Regions from separate parts of the Homo sapiens genome. Here regions 1 and 2 are each linked to region 3. The links are chromatin contacts, found by Hi-C or POLR2A ChIA-PET in ENCODE. All regions are on one chromosome and are shown on one strand. Each heading gives the region's core, a stretch centred on a gene start or an enhancer-like site at or near the end of the contact. The rest is flanking DNA. Distances are from core to core; before and after follow the strand shown. Region 1 overlaps ADAMTSL1 (ADAMTS like 1). Region 2 overlaps ADAMTSL1 (ADAMTS like 1). Region 3 overlaps ADAMTSL1 (ADAMTS like 1).

Region 1 (2,943 bases), core at 441-2,940, 120 kb before region 3:
GGGGAGGGATAGCATTAGGAAATATACCTAATGCTAAATGATGAGTTAATGGGTGCAGCACACCAACATGGCACGTGTATACATAGGTAACAAACCTGCATGTTGTGCACATGTACCCTAAAACTTAAAGCATAATAATAATAATAATAATAAAAGAAATTATGAAAATGCTGCATGGAATCATCACCAAAGATTATAGTTTCAAATGTATTGCATAATACAGCGTCAATTAAAAAAATTTTGAGTCATTTGAAAAAAAATATGCAATGCGTTCTTTTCAATATATCTATGTGAATCTAAATTGAAAAGTCCCCATATTCTACAAAGTGGGTCTATCAAATGCCATATTCGATAGAAAAACATATTTGACCACGAATTTTATGGTTTTCAACAGTTGTTTCAAGTGAATTCTTGGCAGAGTGTTGACCTAGACTTCGGGCTGTTTTTCAACATTAAAATTTTACAATCGAAAGTTGAACTATATTCTGTAGGTGCAGGCATGTTCCAGTGAATCACAGGCTGGGATACATATCAAAGGGGAGATGAACACATTTCTTACTAGAAGAATTTTTATGAACATGCTCCCCACAACATTTAGGCATTGAGTTGTCAGATGATTTCCAACCTCAATTTCAAAATTCTTTTTAATGAGTGTGTTAAGAGCAAGGCTTACATGGATTGCTCATTGTTGGCTGGTTTGTCTTTTTCCCTAAGATAACAGCAGTTGTTTGTCTCAGTGAGATCTGGTCTTCACAGCTGGAAGCCACAAAACCTTTTGTCTTAGGGCAAGTGAATGGAGGTTGTATCTCAGTTGGCAGGAAGGGAGAAAATAAATACTGTGAGCCACAATTATTCTGAAGAGTGGGAAATTACATTAGGAAATTATAGACTGCAGCAGCGGATGGTTCTCACTTACCAAACTTGAGGCCGAGAAGAGGCAATAAATAAGAAAACTGGGGGGGAAGGAATTGTGGTGTTTATGAAGTACGGTGTGTGGATCAAGTCCTGTCAGGTGTTTTACAGAGTTCGTGAAGCCTGTAAAACAAACTCTGCAACTGAACAGGTGACAAAACCAAAGCAACTGCCTATATCACCTATCTAGAAAATGACAGAATTGGGATTTAGTCTCTTTAAAAAATGTCATTCCTATTACACTAGGTCACCTAATATACCAGGGGACTTTCAAGCAAACAGTGTGTATCCTCAAGAGGTCAGGCAGCACCACATGTACTAATCAGCTACTCATGCGAGCGCTCTGTTTAGAGAAATGGTTTTTGAGGGAATGTTTAGAGCATTTTGTTTAAAAACCTAGCCCACTACATCTCAATCATATTTCCTAAGTTTATTTCTCAGCACCAAGCTAAAGGCACTCAAAAAACAAAGATATTCCCAAAGGGCAGTTTCTCAGGAAACAAAAACTTTCAAAAAGATTCCAAGGCTTTTCCTAATAATATGAAAACAACCCCCTTGAAAATTTATTTTCAATGCTTGCCTATAGCTTGGCTTCAGCATTGACTCGGTTATTACCTTAAACAGAGGAAAAACATCTCCAGTAGCAGTTGGCATGACTGAGGAGAGGGGAGGAGGGAGAGGGAGCAAATGGAAACAAACTGAACTCAGCCCAAACAGCTCGCATCTGGGCGGCCTAACCCTGCAGAGACCTTCTCGCCAAGCCCTGCCAAAAGCCAGCAATCATGACCCCAATGTGAACTTTTGGTTTGTACCACGCAGTGTCAGAAAGGGGTAGAAAGCCCAGAATGACACACTATCAATTCCAGAGCATGCTGACTTGAACACACAGTTCACACAAGTAGCACCTACCTCTGCTTCCACCACCCAGCCTGGGTCAAGCGTGACGCAAGGAGAGTGTGTTCCAATATCAAAGCACCTTTATACTCAGCTTTGACCCCTTTCAGTCAAAGGTAAAATAAAAACATTTAGAAAGCATGTGAATGGAATATTTGTACACTTGTTTCTATTTGTGAACCTCAAAAAATTACACAAAATCAGGAAAATTGGCAGCTTTAGCACCAAAAGTGTTCAAGATTATAGTACCGGGGTGATGCAGTTACAAAATGAGGGATATAGGAAGAGTTACGTGGGAAACTCATCTGAGGCCTGATGCTGTCTCTGGGCCTACACCAAAAGCAGGCTGTCTTTTCTGTTCTTCTTTCCCAAGGTGGAGTGCAGAACCCATTGCTGAGTACAAACATGCTCTTGCCTTAAAATGTGTAGACTGTCAAGATTGCATGCCTGAAGCAAGTGTTTTTCTGATAGTTCCACCAGTGATAACTTCTTTTGCAATTGGGATTAGAACTGTTTTCAACATAACCGCTTTTTCATCTACAATGCCAGCGCTTGGTCCTAATTGGATATTAGGGAAAAAAGGCTCATTTTGTAAGCAGTCATTTAAATTGCAGATGTGGATTCAGCCTGCCAAACATGTACTGGCGATCATAAATCAACAACTGCATAGATAAACAGGTTGCCACTCTCTGAAATACCCCATTGGTATGCAAAGAGGCACAGTTACACTTTTATTTTTTTCCTGCAGAGAGGCATCTCACTATTTTCATGGTTATTTTCTGAGCTTGGGAGCAGAAGAGGGAAAAAAGGTAGGGAAGAATACAAGTGAGAGGAGTTCCATGGCCGAACATTTGTAAATCTCCTGGAGAAGCTGAAGTAATTTTAGTATCATGATCTCCACTACAGTGAGCATGTCTTTTAATCAACACTCTTTATGGGAATGGTATTGTCCTAGCTGTTAAAGGGTAAAAGACTCAAAAGTTGCAGCAGCTATGCTCTAGAGGGCTTCATAAACTAAGAGTAGGCATGAGTAGGAGGCAGAACTGGTGGGAATGTAAAATGGTGCAGCCCTGCAGAAAACAGTATGGCTGTTCCTAAAAAAATTAAACATGCAATTACCACGTGATTCTGTAATGC
Region 2 (3,066 bases), core at 74-2,573, 76 kb before region 3:
CACTTGCCATCTGGACATCTAAGACACTGGAAACTCATCATGTCCAAACCTGAATCCCTGATCCTCCTGCTATCCCCATGAAATCTGTTCTCCCTGCAGCATTCCCCAACCCAATGTCAACTCTATACTCTTCAGGCCAAAACCTTTTTGTTTTTTCTTTTTTCTGGCTCTGTCACCCAGGCTGGAGTGCAGTGGCATGATCTCGGCTCGCTGCAACTTCTACTGCCTGGGTTCAAGCAATTCTCCTGCCTCAGCCTCCTAAATAACTGGGATTACAGGTGTGTGCCACCATACCTGGCTACTTTTCTGTATTTTTAGTAGAGACAGGGTTTTACCATGTTGGCCAGACTGGTCTTGAACTCCTGACCTCAAGAGATCCACCTGCCTCAGCCTCCCAAAGTGCTGAGATTAACGGCATGAGCCACCTTGCCCAGCCTAGTCAAAAACTTTAAAGCAGTGGTTTTCAAACTTAAACGTACATCAAAATCACCTGAAGGCCTTTTTAAAATACAGGATTGTTGGGGCCCCACCCTCCAGAGCTTCTAATTCAGTAGACCTGGGGTGAGGCTTAATAATTTGCATTTCAAACAAGATCCCAGGTGATGCGAATGTTGCTAATTTGGCAAACCCGCTTTGAGAACCACTGCCTTAGAGCCATATTTGACTTCCATATCCAATCCATCAGAACTATTTTTCTATACACAAAAAACACAGAATCTGATCACAACCAAGTCCAAGGAGCCATCATGTCATGCCTGCGTTCTTGCAATAGTCTCCTAATTTCCCTTCTGCCCTTGCTCTCCTGGAAAGTTTTGTCAGCACAGTGGCCAGAATGGTCTTATGAGAGCCCCCATCATCCCTCAGGCCTGTCACATCCTATTGTCCTTGCTCACTTAGCTCCAGTCACCCTTGATTTTTCTGGAATCAAGGCCCTGTGTCTTCAGGGACATTCCAGGAACACTCTTACTTTAGGATGCATGCATTATCCATCCCTTCTGCCTGGAATTCTCTTTGCCCAGATTCTGAGGAGCGAATTACCTCACCTTTATCAAGTCTTTGCTCAAATATCACCTCCACAAAGCTTAGGCTGCCTACTCTGTGTAAAACTGCAATCCCATTCCCACTGCTGATTTGTCTTTATCCTGCTCAACTTTCCTTTTTCCTATAACACTTAGTCACCCACAAGTATATCGGATAATTTACTCATTTACTGTGCTTAACATTTTATTGTCTGTCTTCGTCTACTACAGCAGAACCTCCAGAAGGACAGCAATCTTTTCCCATTTGGCTTTCTGTTACATACCAGGTACTCGAATATTTGTTGAAAGAATGACTAACACATTGAATAAAGGAAACAGACGTCATATTTTTTATTGTGGGAACTCCAGTGCTGCTTTCATAAGTCTTGCAGGAATTTGAATCTTAGTTTTCTAATTGATGGAATATCTAATTTTTTTCTTTCTTTCAAAAAAAATTTACGAGAATAAATTTACAAGAATACTAATACATTTCAGACACTAGGAAAGTTGGTTAGGGAGTCTTGCCTAGTTTCTGAATAGGCAGACTGATATTTCCTTCTCCATGTAAACAAATTTAACAGGCCAATATTAAGAAACATAAAATGTGCTGAAATCCTTTATTATTTAAAAAATAGCCAGACATTTGTAAATTTTATATAACATTTAATGTTGTAAGCACGCACTATAAAGTACTCATATTAAAGTACTAAGCTTTAACCCCCAAATTTTGGCCACCTGATTATACTAACATCAAAATTATCATCAAAAGCATTTATTTGTGCAAGATTGCTAGCTGCTATGTAAAATGAAATTAAACAGACATAGTTGCTGCCCTGTCTAGACAGTCTGCGTGGAGACAACTCTGTTACATTTTAAGAGCATAATATTTAAATCTCTAACACATCACTGTAAGTGCAAAGAACAGAAAGTGGGGTCAGTTTTGGAGGATGGTGCCATAGCAGGTAAAGGCCGTTCTTGGCTAATTTTCCCTCCTTTTTGAAAAGGCCAACAGGCTTTTTTTTTTTTTTTTTCATAACTAGGATTAAATGGCTTAGGGCACCATATTTTCATGTATACTAGGTATAGTTTAAAACTCCTTGCTTTTGTTCTTTTTCCTGGTGCAAAAGGTTTACAGATTTCTTTTACTTTTCCCCCAAACTCTCAAGTCTTTTGGAAAATAACATATTCAAGGGAAATGAGTGTTTGTGAAAATTAGTCATTAACCATCTTAATACCTTACAATAGATCAAGTTCATGCTCAGTGAAATTATACCTTTATAACTCTATGACCTTGAAAATAATATGGAACTCTTTCTAATATATTCAAACTTTGGGTGTGCCCTACTATGTGTTTACTAAGAGAACACTAGTTACAGGTATATTGAAAGCTTTAAACTGTTCCAATGTCTTCATTCAGGTCCAGACATAAAAGATATGAAATGTGTGATATAATGAATCATCAATCCCACCTTCCTTGCTCTATTATAGCTTGTTATCTGAAAACAAATGGTTTGCCAGGCTAGTTTTTAATGTTTCCAGGCATCTGAGAGTTGATCTAAGTAAAAACATTTAGCTTTAAAAGTTCATTTTTTTCCTCTGGGTAGCTTTTGTTTCAGTGCTTTTACTTTTTCTCTTTTGAAGAATGCAGACGTTTGGAATCCAGTTCCCTAGAGGTATTTCTAAGACTGGTTGTAGTTTGTCATTTTAGAGTCTTAAATTCTCTCAATTTTGAAAATATTCATTCCTTGAGGCTTTTTATTATTTTTAGTCCCTTTCTTTGAATTCACTCCAATTTAGCAGTATCTTTTCTTAAATCAGCATTTCTGACCTTCTATTATTTTTTATTATAGTCTAAAATAAGTGTTCTCTCCCACCTCCTTAAAATTAGCATATCTGAAGGAGTAATTCATAATCCTTTTGTAACATGGCATACAATTTCATTTTATAAGCACACAATTATACAGTGCTTTGTTTTCAGACTGCATTTACCAAAATATTTGTGGTGGAAAGTCAGGTTGTGAAAAGGACTAGTATAGGAGAGCTATTT
Region 3 (3,219 bases), core at 305-2,804:
ATGTTTTTCAGTTTCTATATTGACTTAATTCCTAGCCAAGTGTTAAGGAATGATGTTTTTTTCTTCCTGTGATGTTTGTATTATAATGTGCTATATCAATAATCTTCATGACATACTTTGTTTTGTATCAAAACAGAAACTCTGTTATTGTGCTTCCCTACTGTGTAACTTAGTTTTTTAAAATGCTTTCCTACATATTAAGTCCTTTATCAATAATAAATGAGAGTCAGTTACTATTGTCTTAGTATAGCTTTTGTTGTAACTACATCAATCAAGCCATGCATTCTCTAGTTAAATAGGTATTTACTTCAAAAACATGATAGCCTACAATTTTTTCTTTAAAATCTTGTCCAGAGTAGATTGTAGTATAAGTGCCTCATTTAAAATAACTGTCTAAAAGAACCTGTCCTTATCGGGCCACTATAATTTGTCATCATTATCTGTAAATAGTACAGCTCTACTTGTATTAAAATGGGAAATAATAATGGTGATTAGAGACAAATATAGCAGTCATCTCTTCCTATCTTCCAGTCAACAGAAATATTTACGTTTTGGGGCTGGCTAAATTCTGCATACTTTTGGCATTTTTAAACTGAAAAATATAATCCAGATATTGTATATATGGGAAGGACTACCATCTTCTAATTTATAAATTAAATGATCATGTTAAGGAGCCATCTGCAAAACCACTTATTAAATGTTTATTATTAACAGTACATGAAACATGACATGATTTTTTGTGATTTTTGTGAGCCATCTCTGGCTCTCAATGCTTGCAGAGTAGAAGCAAATACTTTGAGAGTTTATAAAGCTTAATTGTGCTTTCAACGTGTAAGCATTTTCAGCCTGTTACCTTTTTGTTTCCAGCAAGAAGAGTTCTTTTTCCTTCCACATCGATGTTGTTTAAGAGAAATAATATTTAAATTGCATTAACATGCTTAGCAATGTGAAAAGTTAATAGATTAATGTCTCAGGCAGTGTTAGAATTACCAAAATGCCTCAGGAATATATTAAAATGGATCTTGGCCACAGAAAATATCAAGAATGCTGAGGCACACCACAGGCATCTTTTTTAAAGCCTGTTTTGTAATAAGCAGAGAAAGTGAAGGTGCTAAATCATGGTTTACTACCCCATTTGCCTCACAGCCTCTCTGTCTCTGGTGCTGGGCCTCAGAAATCAATTTCACACACGGCTGCTATCAGCATTCTTTGAGCTATTAAGACGAAAGCACTTTCTCTTCTTTTTATTAAAACCAAGCTCCCTTTTATCACATAGCTCCTGCTTTGTGCTTTCCTGCCTTTACACTCCACTCTGTCAGTGGTGAGGGCTAACCTGTCTCCTGCCTCCCTTCCTTTCAGTTCTAAACTTCTTGAAAGGCTAACCCATGTTCACTGCACCCACTTCCCCAATACTCCCGAATTCTCTAGTGCTTTGTAATCTGGCTTCTGCCCACCGCTTGGCTGACGTGGCTCCTCTGAAATTCATCAGCATCCTGTAATTCACCACATCCTATGACTTTCCCTCACATCTTGCTGCGGAATATGCTCCCCTGGCTTCTTTGGCAGCGAGTTCTCCCCTGTTTTGTCCCCTGCCTTTTCTTACTCATCTGGACTAGCAAATGCTGTCATCCCCAAGACTCTTTCCTCAGGCCCCTGTTCTCTCTGTGCTCCGATTGATCTTATCCACTTTCCTCACTTGAGTTGTCTTCTCCTTGCATGTGATTTACAAATCTACGTCTCTTCCAATCTCCAGGATTCTAGTTTCACTTACCTGAATGCTTTGTTGATACTTTAAACTCAGCACATCCAAAACCAAGCTCGCTATTTGGGGCCCCAATATTTTAGCAGTCTTTCCCCCTAGCATAGTGATGAACATACAGACATTGCTATACAACAATTCCCCTTTCTCCAGCCTCCTCTGTCTTCCTCCTCATCCCCTTCACCTACCCCCTCTCCCTCCCTCCAATCAATTGCCTCTGCCACCTATTCTGCTTCTGCTGTGTAGCTTCCTTCTGTTCCCCCTGTCTGCTAGAGCCCCCATTCAGACTCTTCTTGCAGTGGTCTTCTATGTGATACACAACTGGGACCCCAGCCTGCTTCCAGCTCTGGCCAGGCCAGTTCCTCTGTGGCATGGGTCTCAGTGTGCCAGGACACATGCAGTAAAACAGCTGAACATAAGATAGGAATGATGGTTTGGGACAGGGCCTTGGATCCCAGCTGAGGAATTGGTCCTTGAGTAGACTCCAGACAGCTGGAGACAGTGAAGGCTTTTGAGCACGAGATGACTAAGGTTTTACAGTTTTCAAAGTACTTACACGTACTTATTTGATCCTCATAATACTACTATGAGGCACTGAAGGTTTATGGGCATTTTAGGAAAAAAGGGGAAATGAGGTTTCTGTTAAAGGGTAGGAGACAAAGCCAGGTTACCATCATTTCCTCAACAGATGAGAGGAATTTAGTATCTCTTTATGTCTAATTAAATAAGTGGTATACAGTTGGGTAAGTCGGTCATTTGGATAAGAATTAAATTTAGCTATCTGAGAAGAGCAGTGGGAAATATGACCAAATACTTAATCTCACACAATGGCCATCTAGAAAAAGAAAAATAAAGAAAATAAAAGATGAGATGACTAGTCTGTGTGGAAGACTGAATGTTCTCAGCGTATGTTTTATTTTGTCCCTTCAAATTGGGCTCAGGAAGGTTTTAATTTCTTCTATCTTTTACGAAATGATTTAACATGTTCATGGTTCCTATTTTTTGAATGAAAAGTGTATACATTGAAGTGGCTGGTGCATTATACTTCAGATTACGCGACATCCTGGTAACTGGAGGATTTCTGAATCTCTTTGTGCATGCTATGTAACAGGATCGGATGATCATCTTCACATTAGGCACCAGAATGCTTCCTCTCACATATAGACTTAACAATTTACAAAGTGCATTCACATTGACTACAGGAGTTCCTGGAATCAGTATATTATCCCTGTTTTAGGGACAAGGGGCTCCTAAGTTTTTGATTTTCACAGGGAGGAAGGGAGTTTATAAAGCATCTTCAAATATAAGAGATATATCCACTAACAGTTAAGAGGTTTTTGGAACCCTTTAAATATTCAATTAGATCAGTGATTGTCAACTCTGTCTATACATTCAAATTACCTGGGAAAATTGCCAATGTCTGGGTCTCTCCCCAGACCAACCGTATCAGAATCTCTTGC

Evidence for each region. Hi-C counts contacts between places; a loop is a spot of excess contacts on that map. ChIA-PET counts read pairs that join two places held with the same protein, here RNA polymerase II (POLR2A). Pooled maps may share reads with other maps.
Region 1: a map of posterior cingulate gyrus shows a loop between it and region 3 (2.0-fold over the local background). The contact joins two enhancer-like sites. A Hi-C loop is called at or near these places in 4 of 168 maps with a recorded cell type or tissue (adrenal gland, mammary epithelial cell, posterior cingulate gyrus and 1 more) and 2 of 50 pooled maps.
Region 2: a map of PC-3 shows a loop between it and region 3 (5-fold over the local background). The contact joins two enhancer-like sites. A Hi-C loop is called at or near these places in 3 of 168 maps with a recorded cell type or tissue (PC-3, endothelial cell of umbilical vein and heart left ventricle) and 1 of 50 pooled maps. POLR2A ChIA-PET finds 5 or more read pairs at or near these places in 1 of 52 experiments (WTC11).

The regions. Positions count from the first base shown.
Region 1 is chr9:18,604,783-18,607,725 of GRCh38, reverse strand. All of the region lies in intron 4 of ADAMTSL1 (ADAMTS like 1), which reads right to left. Among named protein-coding and RNA genes, the nearest start is that of MIR3152, 33 kb to the right of the region's middle. RefSeq lists an enhancer at 437-1,046. Within about 2 kb of position 1,690, at least 8 of the 41 ENCODE cell types and tissues checked have a DNase peak (open chromatin) inside an H3K27ac peak, as active enhancers do.
Region 2 is chr9:18,564,553-18,567,618 of GRCh38, reverse strand. All of the region lies in intron 3 of ADAMTSL1 (ADAMTS like 1), which reads right to left. Among named protein-coding and RNA genes, the nearest start is that of MIR3152, 7.2 kb to the left of the region's middle. Within about 2 kb of position 1,323, at least 2 of the 41 ENCODE cell types and tissues checked have a DNase peak (open chromatin) inside an H3K27ac peak, as active enhancers do; they include PC-3 and endothelial cell of umbilical vein, where a contact is called at or near this core.
Region 3 is chr9:18,489,071-18,492,289 of GRCh38, reverse strand. The region is part of intron 1 of ADAMTSL1 (ADAMTS like 1); the gene reads right to left. Among named protein-coding and RNA genes, the nearest start is that of ADAMTSL1, 17 kb to the right of the region's middle. Within about 2 kb of position 1,554, at least 8 of the 41 ENCODE cell types and tissues checked have a DNase peak (open chromatin) inside an H3K27ac peak, as active enhancers do; they include PC-3 and endothelial cell of umbilical vein, where a contact is called at or near this core.